Linked DNA regions of Homo sapiens: region 2 is linked to region 1. Evidence: chromatin contacts called from ENCODE Hi-C or POLR2A ChIA-PET data. All regions are on one chromosome and are shown on one strand. Each heading gives the region's core, a stretch centred on a gene start or an enhancer-like site at or near the end of the contact. The rest is flanking DNA. Distances are from core to core; before and after follow the strand shown.

Region 1 (3,900 bases), core at 106-2,605:
GCTTCGCCTCCAGGGTTCACGCCATTCTCCTGCCTCAGCCTCCGGAGTAGCTGGGACTCCAGGGGCCCGCCACCACGCCCGGCTAATTTTTTGTATTTTTTAGTAGACACAGGGTTTCACCGTGTTGGCCAGGATGGTCTCGATCTCCTGACCTCGTGATCCGCCCGCCTCAGCCTCCCAAAGTGCTGGGATTACAGGCGTCAGCCACCGCGCCCGACCGGAAAAGGAAACTTTTAAAAATAGCTGCTGGTGCAACTAACTTACGTGCTCTGGTAAACAAGAAGAGATTAAAATAAAAAACAATAGCTGCCCAAATACCCCCTTTTTAAAAACTAGATGCAAAAAAAGGGAATCATCTAATCCCATATTATAAAATTAAAATTTATTTTCATTTGTTGTTGTGTAAAACTCACATGTGGAAGTGTTCCTTGCACAGGCCGCAGCATGCAATACAGTTTCACACTTCTGCCAGATATTCTATCTCAGAAAGCAAATTACCTGCAAACTAACACTGGATGACAAGTGTCACCAGAAGTGCTTTGGAAACATGATTATGTTATACAAAGACTTGGCAAATCCAACAGCATACAGTGCAACTGAAACCTTCCCCAAGGATCTGAGAAGTCTTGCCGATGGAATCCTTGGACATCAAGAGCCAGGCGAGGAGCAGTTTCCGATCTGCTGAGATTCTGCTCCGCCTTCACGCGAATCAGCATAGCCAAGTGCCCCATCCACCAGCCAAGTCCTTCAGTGCTGAGGACGCACGCATAGCCAGGACAGTCACGGGCAAACGTGACATCAAATCCGAAGGGCGGCTGTCGGCTCCCTTCCTGCCAGCCCCAGCGGGCACCCCGTCAAGTTCTCGCTCTGTAGGCAGCTGGAGTCTCAGGCTCCTCAGAACGATCACTGGGCTCTGGCACCTCTCCCCACACCTGTCTCAACCACTGGTCCGCCTCGCTCTCCTCCCTCAGGTAGCACCAGATGATCAGCGCCACGAGGAAGCAGCTGAGGGGCAGCACCTTCCACCAGGGCCGCTGATGTCCCTTTCCCATGGTATGGCCCACCGACCAGCGGTGAGGGTTGGCTTTGCTGGAGGAAAACTCAATGGGGCGGTCAGGGTCGTCCTCTTCCTCGGCGGCAGGGTGGGCCCGATCCCGGGAACCGGGCAACGGATGAAGGCTTCGGGAAGCCCAGCCTATGAGCCTCAGCGCCCGGACGGCCCTGGAAGAGAGAGAGCAGTAAGCGCTCCGCCCGCCCGCCGGTGTCTGCCCTCGGCCCTCCGAGACCTTGAGGAGCTCACCCGGCCGCCGGGGCACACAAGACACGATTCATTGCTGCCTTGACTCCTCGACTGACGCCTTGGCGCGCCGTGATAGCGTCACTTCCGTCGCCGGAAACCGGAAACCGGGCGCCATACCAGGCCTCCGCTCACGACTACAGAACGTGGTCCCAGTAGCGCAGCGGAAATGACGTTCGGCTGCGAAGAGCTCTTTCCGTCGCAGGCCCGGAGTGCGCGATGGCATGCCGGGAAATGTAGTTCTCCGTCCCTTTCGAATAGGACCGACACCCCGGTCCCTGGCCCCGAAGAGAGGCGGGCGCCGCGGGGGCGGACGTTGTCCTCAGAGAGTTGTCTGAGTTTGCCTCGGAGCAGTTCTGAACCGTCATGAAGGTGCGCGGGGCCTGGTTGGGGATCCGCGCCCTCAGCCCTGCCCGCCTGCCCTGGGCTGGGCGCCCGCACCTCTCTGCCGGCTTCCCCGAAGGCCGTGGCACCGCCCTATTTTTTTTTTTTTTTTTTTTCCGTTTAGTTCTTTTCGTGAGACAGGGACTCTCTCTGTCGCCCAGGCTGGAGTGCAGTGGCGCGATCTCACGTCACTGCGGCCTCTGAAACCGCCTTTGCAAAAATTATCACTGAGGAAATGACAGTGGAAGAGATGAGACCTAAGGGGCTCCGTCGTGCTTCCCACCCTTAAGCTGTCCTGGTTCATTCCTGGGCGTGGGCAGAGCTAACTTTGGGAAGGATTTCAGTTCATGGTTTCACTCTGAATCAAAGTCAACAGCCCTTTCCAGAAAAAACCCCCGTCTTGCCTGAAGACCAGTCTGCCTTTGCAGGACTAATAAATCAGCTGCAAAATTAGAAATTGGCCGGGCGCCGTGGCTCACGCCTGTAATCCCAGCACTTTGGGAGGCCGAGGCGGGCAGATCATGAGGTCAGGAGATCGAGACCATCCTGGCTAATACGATGAAACCCTGTCTCTACTAAAAATACAAAAAATTAGCCGGGCGTGGTGGCGGGCGCCTGTAGTCCCAGCTACTCGGGAGGCTGAGGCAGGAGAATCGCTTGAACCTGGGAGGCAGAGGTTGCAGTGAGCCGAGATGGAGCCACTGTACTCCAGCCTGGGCGACAGAGCGAGGCTCAGTCTGAAAAAAAAAAAGAGTCTGAACCTCCCCAAATTGCTCCTGGGGATAACATCACTATTGTAAAATCTAAGATCAGGCCGGGTGTGGTGGCTCACGCCTGTAATCCCAGCACTTTGGGAGGCCAAGTCGGGTGGATCACGAGGTCAGGAGTTTGAGACCAGCCTGGCCAGTATGGTGAAACCCTGTCTCTACTAAAAATACAAAAAGTAGCCTGGGGTGGTGGCGCTCGCTTGTAGTTCCAGCTACTTGGGAAGCTGAAGGAGAAGAATCGCTTGTACCCTGGAGGTGGAAGTTGCAGTGAGCCAAGATCATGCCATTGTGCTCCAGCCTGGGTGACGGAGCAAGACTCTGTCTCAAAAAGCACAACAACAACAAAAACCTAAGCTCAAAGATCAGTGCCTGAAATATTTAGCAGAGCGTGCACTGGATGGATCAGCTGGTACCACCCAGACCGGTCATCTGGCCCAACCGGTTCTGCCATGCCCGCCAGGAACAGAAGAGTCTGAACGTGAGTCCATCTCCAACCTGACCAACCAGCACTCCCCACTTCCCAAGCCTCTACCCTCCAAATTATCTTTAAAAATTCCTATCCCCAAATGCTCCGGCTGACTGATTTGAGTAATAATAGAACTCCTGTGTCCCGCACAGCCAGCTCTGCGTGAATTACTCCTTCTCTATTGCACTCCCCCTGTCTTGATAAATTGGCTCTCTCTAGGCAGCAGGCAAGTTGAACCCATTCGGCACTTAGACCTCTGCCTCCCGGGCTCAAGTGATTCTCCCACCTCAGCTTCCTGACTGGCTGGGACCACAGGCGCCCACCACCAAGCCTGGCTAATTTTTGTATTTTTAGTAGAGACGGGGTTTCACCATGTTAGCCAGGCTAGTCTCGAACTCCTGACCTCAGGTGATCCGCCGGCCTTGGCTTCTAAAAGTGCTGGGATTATAGGCGTGAGCCACCACGCCCAGCCTTTATTTATTTACTTATTTATTTATTGAGGAGGAGTTTCATTCTCATCGCCAGGGTTGGAGTGCAATGGTGGGATCTAGGCTCACTGCAACTTCTGCCTCCCGGGTTCAAGCGATTCTCCGGCCTCAGCCTCCCAAGTAGCTGGGATTACATGTGGGCACCACCACACCCAACTAATTTTTTTGTGTTTTTAGTAGAGATGGGTTTTCCCCATGTTGGCCAGGCTGGTCTCAAACTCCTGACCTCAGGTGATCTGCCCACCTTGGCCTCCCAACGTGCTGGGAGGTGAGCCACTGCACTCCGCTAATTTTTTTGTATTTTTAGTAAAGACGGGGTTTCGCCATATTGCCCAGGCTGGCCTCGAACTCCTGGCATCAAGTGATCCACCCACCTCAGCCTCTCAGAGTGCTGGGATTATAGGCGTGAGCCACCATGCCCCTCTCTGTTTTAGGAGAGACTCTAATTCCCCTAAGTTGGGCCTCTACCCTACTCCCGTTCTTTATTTTTTATTTTAT
Region 2 (3,457 bases), core at 40-2,539, 360 kb after region 1:
GGTAATGTCTGCCTGCCTGCCTAGGGCATCTCCACACCTTAGGCCAGCCACGTCCGCCTCGCCCGCTGGAACCTACCTGCCCATCAGAGTCGTAGCCCCAGTTAGTGGAGCCTGCTAGAGCCACGGCCCGGGCATCTGCGTCTCGGCGGGCTGCACTCAGGACGAAGTGCCAGGCCCTGCTGTTCCGGGGGCGTCTGGCCATGGTGGAAAGAATCTAGAAGAAAACACAGGCTCTGGGCAAAGGAAGACTCACAGCACTCCCAGCCCTGAGCTTCCAGGCTGGGCCACGGACCCACTCAAAGTGGGGACTGCAGGGGCCGCACCGGTGCCCAGCCAGGGCTCCAGAACGCTTCAGGAGCCCGTACCTCACTCCAGGATCTGAGCAGCTCAATAAAACCCAGGTAGATCCTGTGAAACGCCACCCAGACACCCATGACTCCGGAATGCGAATCCCAGCCCCTCTCTCCGGTTCCACCTCACGAACCTGGCTGCCCCGCCCGCCTGTCCCGCAGGCATCTAAAACCTCCACTCGCTCCTCCTCTGTCGTCCGGTTTGACAAATGGCATCTCCGGCCTCCCAGTTCCTCATGCCAGAAGCACCGTGACCGCTCCCCGACACCTTCCCCTCACGCCCGGCCCGACCGCCGCACCCGCCTGCATCCTCCTCCCGCCACCGTCTCCTGGGCCGCGCAGCTCGCCTTCCCCTCCGCTCGCTACCGCCAGGGCTCCTCGTGAAACACAAATCTTAAAACCTGCTCAGCGCTGGCCGCTGTTATGGTATAAAATGCAAAAGGCTGCGAGGGCCAGGTCTGCGCTTCCCAGGCCACCTGCCTGGCACCTCCCTCGCCAGCTCCGGGGTTCCCGCCTAGCCTTCCAGGGCCGACCCCTGCGCCGGGCTCGCGGCTGGCAACGCCCGCTGGGCCCCGGGTGGGGTTCCAGGGAGGCCGGGGCGGATCGCGGCGCCCGGACCGCCGAACCCTGCCCAGCCCCAGGCGAGCGCGTGTGCAGCGGGAGCCGCCCTCCCCGGCGGCAGCCCGGCCTGGCTGTTCCCTCCCGCGGGCGCGCGGGTTCCGGAGTCGGCGGCACCGGGGAAGCCTCTCTCGGGCGCGGCCCTCCGGAGAGGAACAAAGGCGGCGCCCTGGCCGCGCTGCTACCGCCGCGCCCGCAAGGTCAGCGCGCCCGCCCAGAGCCCGAGACGTCGGCCCGTGCCCCGCCACTCACCTGCAGCCCCCGCTGCGCGCTCCGCCGGCCCGGCCCTGACCCACTTTCCGCCCCGGAGCGAGACGTAAACAATCCCCGCCCCCTGCGCCCATTGGCTCCGGCGGCGAGGGGCGGGCACACCTGTCTCGGAGCTTCGGGAGAGGGGGCGGGAGTCGGGTGACAAAGCTATTGCCGAGAGGTTTCAGGAACTGTCAGTCCTAATCCAACGTTCCTATTGGTCAGTTCCCAAGCGGTTGGAGACAAAGCTCGCGCGCACATTGGACCCGGGTGGGAGGTGGTACCGCAGGCCGCGTTGACCGGAAAGTAGGTCCGTGTCATCGTCTGCGCCGGAACCTGCGGGACCGGATCGAGAGCTCCTCCGGCAAGCTGATTGGCTGGGACAGCAGGATTAGGCCTGTCAAGAAGAGCCACGGGCGGGCACGCACTGCCCATTGGTTGGAAGGCCCTTCGCTCTAGCTGGGAGGCTGACGGCCCGCGGGCGTAAGCGGACTGCAGCCGCGAGCTCCTGGAGGCGGCGGGATGGAGGCGGCGGCCGGTGAGTGGCGGGCCAGGGTGCGGAGCCGCTCCAGGGCCTCGCTTGGGGCCCCGCCGCGTCCCTTCCCGGGGCGGCCTCGCTGCGTCGCGCGCCTCCGGTGCGACCATCACCGGCCGGCGTGGCTGGGCCGGGCCAGAGGCCGCGGCGCGGGCATTTTCTAAACAGGGTCGTTTCCCGCGTGCTCCTGCTTCGATGTGGAAGCTCCGTGATCTCGGAGGGCCTGAGTCGTGGAGTTGGGGGAGCTTTTAAAGTTAACTTTGTTGAGCACCGCGTTGTAGGCGGGCGCGGTGGCGCCTGTGGGCCCCGCTATCCTGGAGGTCGCGGTTGCAACTGCACCGCAGCCCGGGCAAGAGCGAGACCCTGTCTCTAAATAAATCACACGCGCGCAGTCATGAAAGTAAGACGGACGCCAGAATCTCACATGCTTTTAAGTTCTTTGTGGAAGTGGCGCTCTCAGTGTTCAGAAAAGTGTAAGTTGCGCGGGACAGAATTCACACCAGTGGGGACGATCCGTTCGCCAGATCAGCGCCGTGGGCCCTCCTGAGTAGTGGGAGCCGCATTTATCTTCTAAGAGACCTCGAGTCCGATACCAAAAGGAAAACATTCCTCGGACAGCAAGGTCTTGCAGCACAACTCTGACAGATTAGAAACCGAGTGCTGGAGTCTTTTGTTTTTGAGACGGAGTCTCGTTCTGTCGCCCAGGCTGGAGTGCAGTGGCGCGGTCTCGGCTCACTGCCAGCTCCGCCTCCCGGGTTCACGCCATTCTCCTGCCGCAGCCTCCCGAGTAGCTGTGACTACAGGCGCCCGCCACCACGCCCGGCTAATTTTTTGTATTTTTAGTAGAGACGGGGTTTCACCGTGTTAGCCAGGATGGTCTCGATCTCCTGACCTCGTGATCCGCCCGTCTCAGCCTCCCAAAGTGCTGGGATTACAGGCGTGAGCCACGGCGCCTGGCCCAGTGCTGGAGTCTTATTCCAGAGGAGAAGCCTGGAAAAGCCTGTCCTTATTATCAGGACGGATTTACTACAAAGTAAGGATATTACTGAGATTGATAGAAGCTTTTTTTTTTTTTTGAGACAGGGTCTTAACTGTCGCCAAGGCTGAAGTGCAGTGGCACGATCATAACTCACTGCAGCCTTGACCTCCTGGGCTCAAGCGACCCTCCCACCTCAGCCTCCTGAGCACCTGGGACCACAGGATGCACCACCCCGCTTGGCTACATTTTTAATGTGTAGACATGGGGTCTGAATACGTTATTGAGAGTGGTGCGGAACTCCTCCTGGACCGAAATGATCCTTCCACTTTGGCCTCTCAGAGTGCTGGGATTACTGGCGTGAGTCACTGCACCTAGTCCAAGCTTTCGTTTTTTTGTTGGGGGGAGACGGAGACTCGCTCCGTTGCCCAGGCTGGAGTGCAGTGGCACAATCTCGATGACGGCTCACTGCAATCTCCACCTCCCAAGTTCAAGCAGTTCTCCTGCCTCAGCCTCCCAAATAGCTGGGATAACAGGCACACGCCACCACGCCTGGCTAATTTTTTTTGTATTTTTAGTAGAGACAGGGTTTCGCCATGTTGGCCAGGCTGGTCTCGAACTCCTGACCTCAGGTGATCCACCCACCTCGGCCTCCCAAAGTGCTGGGATTACAGGCGTGAGACACCGCGCCCGGCCCCAAGCTTTCTTTAAACGGGGAAAATATGCACA

What was found. Hi-C counts contacts between places; a loop is a spot of excess contacts on that map. ChIA-PET counts read pairs that join two places held with the same protein, here RNA polymerase II (POLR2A). Pooled maps may share reads with other maps.
Region 2: a loop to region 1 is called in a map of CD8-positive, alpha-beta T cell, with 21 times the contacts of the local background. The contact joins the promoter of SPSB3 here to the promoter of UQCC4 in region 1. A Hi-C loop is called at or near these places in 15 of 168 maps with a recorded cell type or tissue (B cell, CD14-positive monocyte, CD4-positive, alpha-beta T cell and 9 more), 27 of 37 single-sample maps with no recorded cell type and 28 of 50 pooled maps. POLR2A ChIA-PET finds 5 or more read pairs at or near these places in 27 of 52 experiments (A549, B cell, CD4-positive, alpha-beta T cell and 22 more).

What each region holds. Positions count from the first base shown.
Region 1 is chr16:1,419,392-1,423,291 of GRCh38, forward strand. UQCC4 (ubiquinol-cytochrome c reductase complex assembly factor 4) reads right to left here and starts at 1,356. Exons shown (of 2, transcript NM_001272051.2): 1 at 1,301-1,356; 2 at 361-1,221. The coding sequence starts at 1,332. The coding sequence ends at 855. RefSeq lists enhancers at 647-1,502, 990-1,059, 1,070-1,119, 1,370-1,529, 1,503-2,356 and 1 more.
Region 2 is chr16:1,781,282-1,784,738 of GRCh38, forward strand. SPSB3 (splA/ryanodine receptor domain and SOCS box containing 3) reads right to left here and starts at 1,290. Exons shown (of 7, transcript NM_080861.4): 1 at 1,221-1,290; 2 at 77-214. The coding sequence starts at 202. It overlaps EME2 (essential meiotic structure-specific endonuclease subunit 2), which reads left to right. Exons shown (of 8, transcript NM_001257370.2): 8 at 1-421. It overlaps NUBP2 (NUBP iron-sulfur cluster assembly factor 2, cytosolic), which reads left to right and starts at 1,679. Exons shown (of 7, transcript NM_012225.4): 1 at 1,679-1,755. The coding sequence starts at 1,740. RefSeq lists silencers at 898-1,257, 1,758-1,967, 2,395-2,621 and an enhancer at 1,468-1,617.